Linked DNA regions of Mus musculus: region 2 is linked to region 1. Evidence: chromatin loops called from intact Hi-C (ENCODE). Cell type or tissue: heart. All regions are shown on one strand. Links, peaks and the distances in the headings refer to the core of each region. The heading gives the core; the rest is flanking DNA. Region 1 holds the start of Gm39270. Region 2 holds the start of Piezo1 (piezo-type mechanosensitive ion channel component 1).

Region 1 (5,367 bases), core at 93-5,092:
TTGGGTGAGGAAAGGGTTTATTTGGTTTACACTCCCACAGCACTGTTCTTCATCGTCATCGTCATTATCAGCACCATCGAAGGAAGTCGGGACAGGAACTCAAGCAGGGCAGAGGCTATGGAGGGGTGCTGCTCACTGGCTTGCTCCCTATGGCTCAGTCAGCCTGCTTTCTCAGAGGACCCAGAAACTCCAGCCCAGGGATAACACCATGCACTAATGACTGGGCTTTCCCCTCATCAATCACTAATTTACAAAATGCCCTATGGCTGGATCTTATGGGGGCAGCATTTTCTCAGTTGAGGTTCCTTCCTTTCAGGTGACTCTAGCTCATGTCAAGTTGACGAAAGAAAGAAAGAAAGAAAGAAAGAAAGAAAGAAAGAGAGAGAGAGAGAGAGAGAGAGAGAGAGAGAGAGAGAGAAGAAAAGAAAATCCCATCCAGCACACCTGGGGACAGGAAAGAGGATGTGAGTATGGGAGAAATGGGCCAGGGACACCAGGCCATAGGAGGCGGGGCACCAGGAGTGTAGCTTTTATCTTGTGGCTGAAGAAGCCACTGCAGGAGTTGCTGAAATTGGGTTCTAAATGAAGCAAGAGTGAGAAGAGGGGACTTTGGTATTAACTCAGGCAAGAGCCAGGGATGGAGAGCATAGAGAACAGGAGGGAAGTTCAGAATCCATCTGGAAGGCCGACTCGTTCCCCAGTTCATCTCCCCAGCCTCTACTGATTGCATTTCTGCGGTGGCCACCAACATCTTATGAAGTGTTTGTCTGACCATCTCAGAGCTCTGTATGACTCAGAGACACAGAACTGACAGAATGAGTGTGTATGTGGTTGCGAGCCTTCATGTGGTTGTGAGGAATTGAACTTAGGACCCCTGCTCACTCCAGTCAACCCTGCTCTCTCAGTCCCTGCTCGCTTACTATAAATAAGTACACTGTAGCTGTCTTCAGACATACCCAAAGAAGGCGTCAAATCTCATTATGGGTGGTTGTGGGTCACCATGTGGTTGCTGGGATTTGAACTCAGGACCTTTGGAAGAGCAGTCAGAGCTTTTACCCGCTGAGCCATCTCGCCTATTTTATATTTTTATATAAATTGAATATTATGCAGCTTGCACTGCCATGCTAACTACTCAAGTCTGGTCTCTTAGTTACTGCTCTATTGCTGTCAAAAAGCACCACAACCAAGGCACTCCTTATAAAAAGGAATCATTTAATTAGGGGCTCACAGTTTCAGAGATTAGTCAGTCCATCATCATGGAGGGGAGCATGGTAGCATGCAGGTGGACAATGTCTAGTTTTAGACCCCATTATAAGGGACCAAGGTGCATATTTTACATAGCTAAGCAGACCTGGCAACTCCCCTGGCCTCAGTCCTTGGGGTCAGTGAGCTCGCGGGCAAGCAGCTTCCCAGTAAACCTGGCTTGAATAAGATCTAATCTGGCTTGATTCGGCTCATTTCACTGGGTAGCTTGAGCAGTTGGTGTTAATTTTCTTCCAGAGGTGGGAGGCCAGCGTGGCCTAATCCTGGCTTGCAGATGGCTGCTTTCTCACTGTCTCCTCAGATGGTGGTGGTGGTGGTGTATGAAAAGAGATATACATATATACATGCACACATACATAGGAGAGAGGGGGGAGAGAGAGGGAGAACCTTCTGTCTGACCTGATTGGCAGCCACCTTTAATCCCAGCACTAGCATGATCTCTCAAATAGCTCTCCTTGGTATCTATTGAAGGACACCAATCTATGAGATCCAGACCCCACCTTTATACCCTCACGGAGAGGCTCTGCTTTGAAATCCATACCAGCTTGGTGCTAGGACTTCACATGTAAGTAACTTGGAGGGTGGGCGGCATAGTTCAGTCGCATTATGGAGTCAAAAGTATTCGACTTGTCATGACTGGCGCCTTCCTAGGCGTCCTCGGTGTTTGTAGCATGTGTCTGAACTTCATCCCTTTCTGTGGCCCAATTAATGCAGGACTGTAAGACCAGAACTCCCCCCCCCCCTTATATCAGTTTATGGGCATCCGGGTGGTTTCACTTTGAGGAAGACAGGCAGCCCCTAACCAGTAAGACCAAGATCAGATTCAAAATTTGCAAGGGGTCAGTACCTAATGATCTCCGTACCTTTTATCAGGTCATGGGGGGGGGGGGGGGTTGGACTTCGGGCTCCAGCAGCTGAGCCCCATCTGGGTAGTAGGAGGGGACTGAAAAATGACCCAATCAGTTTAAGTCCTCCCCAGGGAGGTTACACTGGGTCACGGTAATTTAACGATGCCAGAGATGTTTAGCGTCACAGAAACAGGTAAGAGGATCTAAATCCTTCAACTCCAAAATCTTTTTTTTTTTTTTGAGGGTACCAGGGCCTCGCACATACTTGGCAGGTGCTGTCTCAACCTCAGAGCTACACTCCAGCCCCCAAAACACTTTTGGTCAAGTATTGATTTTTTTTTTTCCGAGACAGGGTTTCTGTGTAGCCCTGGATGTCCTGGAACTCACTCTGTACACCAAGCTGGCCTCGAATTCTGAAATCCGCCTGCCTCAGCCTCCCAAGTGCTGGGATTAAATACAGCCCGGCAAAATATTGATATTTAATAAGGCAGAAAGTTCGTGCCCTGAAGAAACGAATGCTAAGTTTTCAGACCCTGGAAGTGTCCACTCGCACTCACCAAGAGCCTCAAAGGGCTTTCCCTTTCCGGCACGCATCCCGCCTGCTCCTCATCTGATCTCATCCCAAGCAACTACCACGAAGAGCCACCGACTGCGCACGCGCCGCCAGGAGGCCCGCTAGAGGGCGGGGTCGACCTCGGTGAGCCTGCGCAGTAGCAGAGCCTTGGGAGCGCGCGCCGCGGAGGCGAGGCCGGCGGAGGCCGGAAGGAAGTGCGGAAGAGGGCGGGGCTAGCGAGGGAAGCCCGCCGGTTCGCAAGACGGCCGTCGCGGCCTGATGACGTTGCACAATGGCCGGCCCCCGCGGGTAGTGGAGCCCGTTTGTTCCGCCCGCGTCGTGCCCAAAGCCGGAGCCAGTGAGGAGCGAAAAGGCTGAGGAACGTCTCGTCCACGCTGCCCCCACCACAGCGGAGCCGTGGCCGCCTCCCGTCTTCGCGTTGAGGTAAGCTGGGCCGGCGGGCGGCGGGGAGAAGGCCGCCCCAGCGGCGGCGGGAGCGAGGCCCCGGAGCCCGGCGCCGCCTCCCGAGCTCTCGGGCGCGCCCCCGGCTGTGCGCAGCCGCGGGCCGAAGCGCGGGCCGGGACAGCGGGCAGGCGCGAGCCCGCTGCGGCCTGGGACGTCCGGGCGGGTGCCGTGGCGCGCCGCGGTCTGCCGTGGTGAAGTTGCTTTTCCTGAAGCTGTCATTTTCCCTTCCGGGCCACTCGGCGTGGCACATGTTCGCCGCCCACAAAGGGGAGCGGATCGCGCAGGTTGGCTCGGGAGGAGGCCCGCTTGGACTCTCGACGGGCTCTGCAGGGAACTTTGAACTCTCTGGAGCCTCCTGCAACTTGCTCTCGCAACTTCAAGCGAGCACAGGTTGGACGGACCCACTGTGCTCCAAGAGTCCCGGGTCGCTTAGGAAGTGTGACCTCCTCGCCTCTTGGACTGTGAGCTTAGAGATGCCATTTCTTTAGTGTAAAGTAGCCAGGCGATTGTAGTGCTAGAAGGAAATTAAACTAAGACCTATAGTCTCGCCCCTACTAGATACTTAGTTTCCCGTATACTTTTGACAGCTGAGTTTACCGGGCACAATAGCTGTTTCAAATGAGCTTTTTCTTGGCACTTATTAACAAGAGTAATCTTCAGACCCATTTGAGGGTAGTAGAAGAAGGCATTTGTTTCTTCTTCATCACATTACCTATCCCAAGGCAGAGGTTGAGATTCTCTGTCCCTAGGCTAGTTCCCATTTCCCAGCCCCCTGAGAGGAGAATGCGAATGATCTGAACACGTTTGAAGCCAGCCAGTTCTGGAACCAATCAATATGTCCCCAAAGCTGAAACTCCTCTCTAGTCGTAGATGGGGAATGCTCAAACATTTTAAGAGCACTTCGGATTTACTTCCTGAACACTCAGCAGGTAAGTTTGCTTTGCTCATCTCCAAAGAGATAGCTTGTCATCTGCAGACCATCCCAAGGAGACCATCTCCTTACCGAAGAGTTTTTGCAGAGCTTAAGTCACTTTGCGGGTGGTGTTTTCAACATCCTGACATTCTTGCTCTATACATGGATGGAGCTATGAATAAGTTTTTTTAACCAGGCATAACAGAACTTAGACATCAACATAGGCTCTGCTCTGCTAAACTTCATCTCCCACAGCTGAGTATGGTGGCCCACACCTTAATCCCAGAACTTGGGGGGAAGCAGAAGCGAGGGGGTCTCTTAGTTCCAGCTAGCTTGGTCTACATAGTGAGTTCCAGGACAGCCAAAGCTACAAAGTGAGACCTTGGTTCAAAGGAAAAGTCGTTTTCCAGAAGTTGTATTTGTGTGTTATCGAGCCTCCTTAACAAAACCTACTTGGAACACGTTTCTCAGTAGTAGGCCAGTCAGTGGTGACCAAGTCTTTAATCTCAGAACGCAAGAGGCAGAGGCAGAGGCAGGTATATCTCTATTGGTTCGAGGCTAGTCAGGGCTACGATGAGAAACCCTGCCCCCCTCCCCAAGTCATACCCCATGTTTGCCCAAGAGTTGTTTTAACCTGAATTGGTAAATTCACCAGGCCAGGCTATTAAGTAGCTTGTAGCAGTTGCTGAAAATGACCCAGCTGTGAGGAGACCACGACATAACTGTTCTGTCAGTAGTAGAGTGGTTGGAGTCAGTTTGGCCTTCCTGAGCTGCTGCTGACACAAGAGCAGAACGCTGCTCTGGAGTTCTGTTACAATGTTTTACAAACAGGCAACTTTATTAGATCTCTTTCTAGTATGCAACAGGTGGTTCCTGGATTCATGGGGTTTTGTCGTTTAGTCAAGCATTTTCCAGTATGTCAAATGCAGCTGGGGACAGAGATATTGAAAGACTGTCATTCCACCCCTGAACAGGTTCACCATTGTGGATAGGAGGACTAAAGGTTAGTTCTAAACTTTGTGAGAGTCCTGCACTACTGGGTTAGTGGGTAAGAAGATTGTAAACATTGTAGCTGGGCTGGAGGATCCCCGGATTCACAGCTTATATGTAGCACATGAGTTCCCTGCAGCCAGCAGAGGGTAGCACACAGAATTAGTCTTTTTTTTTTGTTTTGTTTTTGTTTTTGTTTTTGTTTTTGAAGACAGGGTTTTTCTGTATAGCCCTGGCTGTCCTGGAACTCACTTTGTAGACCAGGCTGGCCTCGAACTCAGAAATCCGCTGCCTCTGCCTCCCGAGTGCTGGGATTAAAGGCGTGTGCCACCACC
Region 2 (5,367 bases), core at 84-5,083, 180 kb after region 1:
GCCTGACTTTCCAGATTAGGGGAGTGGCAAAGAGGCTAAGCACCCCAGGATGATTCAAACCTTCAGGAAGGCCTGAGACAGCACCCAGCATTTAAGATGACTAACCTGTGAAGACCTTGTTTCCAAAACATAGGACTCAAACTGTTCAGAGGGTGGAGGGTGAGGGAGCCCTCACAAGAGATGGAGTGAACGTTCCACCTCCAGCAAGAGGTCCCGCAGTGATGACTACACCCCATAGAAATGAACAGGATGCCAGCATCCCCTACGTCACCACACAGAGCTCTTAGCTGGCTCTGTATCCCTTGCCCACCTCCCCAGGCATAAAGAAGACTGTTGGTGGCCAAGCCCACACCCAGGCTCAGTGTCAGGGTAGGTGTGGCCTGTGCCTAGATATGTTCTCATGAATGAATTTTATTGGGGGGACAGTTTGAGCCTAAGGAAAGACAGGAGCATTAGTCATCAATATTCTTTTGAAAGCTCCCCAGGTGACTAACACACAGGCTGGGTGGGAACCCCCAAAGCTGGCAAAGCCTCCTTCACATCCTAACCAGACTCAGTCTGGAAGCTTCCTCTGACACCCACATACTACAGCTGAAAAGCCAGGGGACCTCAGAGCCCAGACTGATCCTTGGAGGGTAAGGATAAATTCTAGCTAGTAGCACTGCTGTCCACGAGCTAAGAAATGATTTTGCATTTTTTTTTAACTGCTGGAAAAAAATATCAGAGTATTTCATGATGTGAAAGCATTCACCATCTGGCCTGTCAGAGAAAAGTCTGCCGGTTTTGTTTAAGCACGGCCCTTGTCTGTGAAAGAGGACCTCTTCCATGAAGATGGAGAAGCCTTTCTCTGCACACAACAGGACCACCTCTTCCCTGCCCTGCCCTCCTTGTTCCCAAGTGTTGACAGTCAGTGAAGGAGCCTGAGAAGCAGCTCTTGTTGAATCTTTAAGAAGGGTACCCGTCTTCTACATTCTCATCCACCCATTCTGCTTATATTTACAGTCTGACCGTCTACAGGCCAGCGAGGAAAAGAAGCCACAAATGTGGGCCCTAGACCTTGGCTCTCCTAAGTCCGGGCTGAGCTGAGGACAGTATCCGCTGGCCCCTCCTTTCAGAGCTCAATGGTTTTCATTGATTCCTGCCTTGAAAAATCCCCCCCACCCCCCCACCCCGGTCTCACCACATTTTGGTCCTACAAATCAAAACTTGGCCTGTGTGGAAGTCATTGCCCGGGTTGCCTGACACCCCCCGGAGCCTGTTCCTGAAACAGGGTGCACAAGCAGTGTCCGTGGAGAGATGGAGGGAATCACGCACAACCCCCCCACCTCCAACAGATGGACTTCCACGAGGCAGACCAACTTTCACAGTGGGTACACTGACTCTCTGTGGGCTAATTTAATCAGACCCCGAGGAAGGTCACATGTGGAGGGGTGCTGACTGCTTCAGGAGGTGTAAGGGGGTGAGCAGCTGGGCAAGGTGCCCTGGGTGAGGCTGGGAGGGCGGCAATGGAGCCCAGCACCTATGACACCAAAAGAGAGAAGCTCTTTGCAAGAAAGGGACGTATGCCAAGGTAGGGGATCTCCAGTTCTGACATCAGGCAGAGCCTCCTGGGGCGCCCTGTGCCCCAGTCCCTCTGGAAGGTAACCAAGTAGGGCACAAGGAAGACAGGAGCTTAGCATTGGACAGACAACCTCGGAACTGAGACTAAGAACTGCGCCTAGGGCTGGAACATTAGTTCTGGTAGGAAATTTCTGACTTGAAAAGCTCCAGGCAGAACGCCACCTTCTCCCAGATTGGTCAGGAAGTCATGATGCAAGTTTGATTTTTTTCTTTCTTTCTTTCTTTTTTCTTAACTACGAAAGAGAATAGAAAGTCGCGCTCCCCTCACAGCTCAGACACTAACAGCCCCTTGCCCGGGCCTCTCCTCCCAGCCCGCGTGGAGACGCCCAGCGCTATCTGGGGCTCTCGCGGACCCGCGCCTCGCCGTTGCCTGCCGTGCTTTCCACTCGGTGCCCGGGCCGGGCCCGCCGAGGCCGCCAGCGCGCTCACGCCTCTGGAATGCGAGCGCCCTGGGCCGCGAGTCCCGCGGAATCTCCTCGCCTATGCTCGCCCGCCGGGGCGGCGCGGCGCAGGGGGACGCGGACGCAGCCTTCCCGCCCGCGCCCTCCACTCACCCGCCAGGAGCGTGCAGGGCAGCAACAGCCAGTAGAGCCCGGCGCCCAGCACGTGCGGCTCCATGCCCCGCGGCCGGGGGACCGCCCGGGGTCGCGCCGCCGTGGCTAAAGGGAGGTGCGAGGGCCGGAGGAACCGCGCGCCATGGCACTCTGGGCGGGTCTCCGCACGTGCGGCGCGCGGCTGCTGTGACCTCCCGCCGGCCTCGATCTCGGGTCGCCGGCCGGCCCGGCCGCGCCCTCTGGTTCCCGACGGCCGGATCCCGCGCACGCTGGGTTGTCAGCCCGCCCGGCTCGGAACTCACGGCGGCTCGTGGAGGCCGAGCTGGGCCGGACGGCGACGCGGCGGCTCTCTCCCTGCTCCCGCCTGCGGGCCTTTATAAGCTCGGCCCCCGCCCTCCCTGGAGTGCCCGCCTCCGCGCTTCCCCCGACGGCCAGGCGCGCCCAGGCACCCCCTCGCTGCCCAGCGCAGTCTGCTCGAGCGCCGGCCCTACTAGCCTGGCTGGTGCCGGTGACCCGGAGACCTCGACCCGCGCGCCCCCCAAACCCTCCTTCAGCCCAGCGCAGTTACTCGCACTGTGCCCGTGGGGCGCTTCTCCCTGGGGCTCCGGGGCCTGGGACCCGGGGTGGGGGCAATACAAGAAGACTCCCAAAGACCTGACCCACTTAGTACCCACGCGCAACTGCGCCCCTCGTGGTTGGAGCAACTTTCGCTTTGTTCCCCAAGCCGTGATGGCGCAGCGCCCTCTGGGGGCTGTCAGAGTCCCTAACTGTGGCACTGGCGGCCACGCTGGCTAGGCCTTGGTGGTTGGGGTGGAGAGACACCTTACTGCTGTGGCATCAGACAGCTGCATCCCACTGTGGTCTGCGTTGGGGCTTTGGGACTGCTTCCAGTCACACCTGCCCCCACTGTGTGGCTTGGCTTTAGTCAGTGTGCTACAGACAGTAGCAAAAGCTGACAGAGCACCTGCTGTCCCATTGGTGGCCAGACAAGGTCTGAGTCCGGCACGTGCCCGGTACCTCACCCAAGCCGCCTTGGTTTGGCTCAGTCTTCCGTATTAAGGTGGATAGGAAAGACGAAATGAAAAGGGGTCAAGAACGGCACAGTTGGACCAAGTTCAGGATGCACTGGGAAATGAGTAGCATTAGGGGCAGAGGCTTAACCGGGAGCGGTGATGATGTGACCCTTTTGAGCCTCAAGGCACCAGCAGGCTAAAGTCAATCACACTTCAGAACCTTCAATTTTCCAGAACCACCAGAAATGCAGGCTTTCCCTGGACATATAGTATTTAAACTGCCTAGCTTGGTCTCCAAGACTCACCTCTAGTCTGACTCTGAAGGGGTGCTGCTAAGACACGGGAAGGTTCAGAAATTCATTCAGACCTGCTCCTTGAGCAGCAGTTCTCAACCTGTGGGTCGTGACAGCTATGGGCCTTGAACGACCCTTTCATAGGGGTTGCATAATAGATATCCTACATAACAGCTATTTACATTATGATTCATAAGAGTAGCAAAATTATAGGCCGGGCGTGGCCTTTAATCCCAGCCCTCGGGAGGCAGAGGCAGGCAGATTTCTGAGTTCGAGGCCAGCCTGGTCTACAAAGTGAGTTCCAGGACAGCCAGGGCTACACAGAGAAACCCTGTCTCAAAAAAAAAAAAAAAAAAAAAAAAGAAGTAGCAAAATTATAGTTATAGCAACAAAATAATTTTATGGTCAAGGGTCACCACAACATGAAGTGTCTTAAGGAATATTAATTAATTAATTATTAATTAATAATAAATAAAAATAATTAATAATAAATAAATAAGCAATATTAGAAATTAATTAAGCAATATTAGGAAGGTTGAGAACCACTGTCCCAAAGGAACTGAAATGTTTATGTCTCACAACCATTGAAGTAGTTGTAGGGTAAAAACAGAAAGGAACAAACAGGGGAACTCTCAAAAAAACTAAACTGTATCCTACAGTGTTGTAGCAGTTTAAAGAGCATCTGAAGACTCCCTGAATTGTGGGAGCAGCTTCTAAGATACAATGTTACCATTGAAAAACTGGCGCCACCCTTGCCCGCCACAGCAAGTATGCAGTCTTGGCATGCAAGCAAGCCTCCTTCCTTTTGATATCCTGGTCAGTCACACACAAGCATTACCTAGGTCAAAAAAAACTCACAAAACAGACCAGGACAGTGGTGGCACACGCCTTTAATCCCAGCACTTGGGAGGCAGAGACAGGTGGATTTCTGAGTTCGAGGCCAGCCTGGTCTACAAAGTGAGTTCCAGGGCAGCCAAGACTATATAGAGAAACCCTGTCTCGAAAAAACAAAAAACAAAACAAAACAAAACAAAAACCAGACCAGATCCTTAGTATCAGAACATTCCTTCTTGTCCTTTGCCAAACAGGGAGAGGCAGATCAGGCCAGATCAGCAACAGCCTGCCTGGCCCTCAGCCCTGGTACCTCTGTATCACCTTTCTCCCTCTCTCTCTTCCTCTGTCTTTTGACCTGGCTTCATACTTGCTGTGTAGTTCAAGGATAACCTTGAACTGATCTTTGTGCAGCCGACAGGAGGTGTGTAGGATTGCAGGTGTACACCATTACACTGAGAACTGTCCCCAGGGTGAAGAGGATGGCACAGGGCCAGAGTAGACAGAGGGATGCAACTCTGCCAGTAGGGTCCCCACTTTTTCTGAGAGGTGACCAGTCACCCCTACTTGTCTCTACTGGAATTAACATTCCAGGATGCAGAAACACCCTGTTATGGTTTGTATATGCTCAGCCCAGGGAATGGCACTATTAAAAGGTATAGCCCTGTTGGAGTGGGCGTGTCACTGTGGGTGTAGGCTTTAAGATTCTCCTCCTAGCTGCCTGGAAGCCAGTCCTTTGCTAGCGGCCTTCAGATGAAGATGTAGAACTCTCAACTCTGCCTGCACCATGCCTGCCTGAATGCTAATAGACTGAACCTCTGAACCTGTCAGCCACCGCAATTAAATATTGTCCTTAGAAGACTTGCCTTGGTCATGATGTCTGTTCACAGCAGTAGAACCCCAACTAAGCCGGGCATGGTAGCGCATGCCTTTAATCCCAGCACTTGGGAGGCAGAGACAGGCAGATTTCTGAGTTCGAGGCCAGCCTGGTCTACAGAGTGAGTTCCGGGGCAGCCAGGGCTACACAGAGAAACCCTGTCTCAAAAAACCAAAAAC

The links. Hi-C counts contacts between places; a loop is a spot of excess contacts. Peaks named below come from ENCODE experiments on the same cell type or tissue, not always from the same donor. Only the 100,000 strongest peaks of a DNase experiment are listed, where the experiment ranks them.
Region 2: it touches region 1 in a loop (3.0-fold over the local background); 1 of 42 quality-filtered maps calls a loop at or near these places.

The regions. Positions count from the first base shown.
Region 1 is chr8:122,373,693-122,379,059 of GRCm38, forward strand. It overlaps Gm39270, which reads right to left and starts at 3,392. Exons shown (of 2, transcript XM_030243895.1): 1 at 2,669-3,392. The coding sequence starts at 3,379. The coding sequence ends at 2,741. Zc3h18 (zinc finger CCCH-type containing 18) reads left to right here and starts at 2,924. Exons shown (of 18, transcript NM_001029994.1): 1 at 2,924-3,108. In heart, for the core only: a CTCF peak has its summit at 2,785 (motif pointing right); DNase peaks (open chromatin) are centred at 1,866 and 2,899; H3K4me3 peaks cover 2,627 bases; H3K27ac peaks cover 1,866 bases.
Region 2 is chr8:122,548,801-122,554,167 of GRCm38, forward strand. Piezo1 (piezo-type mechanosensitive ion channel component 1) reads right to left here and starts at 2,529. Exons shown (of 51, transcript NM_001357349.1): 1 at 2,175-2,529. The coding sequence starts at 2,238. In heart, for the core only: a CTCF peak has its summit at 2,882 (motif pointing left); DNase peaks (open chromatin) are centred at 351, 1,521, 1,721 and 2,681; H3K4me3 peaks cover 3,146 bases; H3K27ac peaks cover 3,034 bases.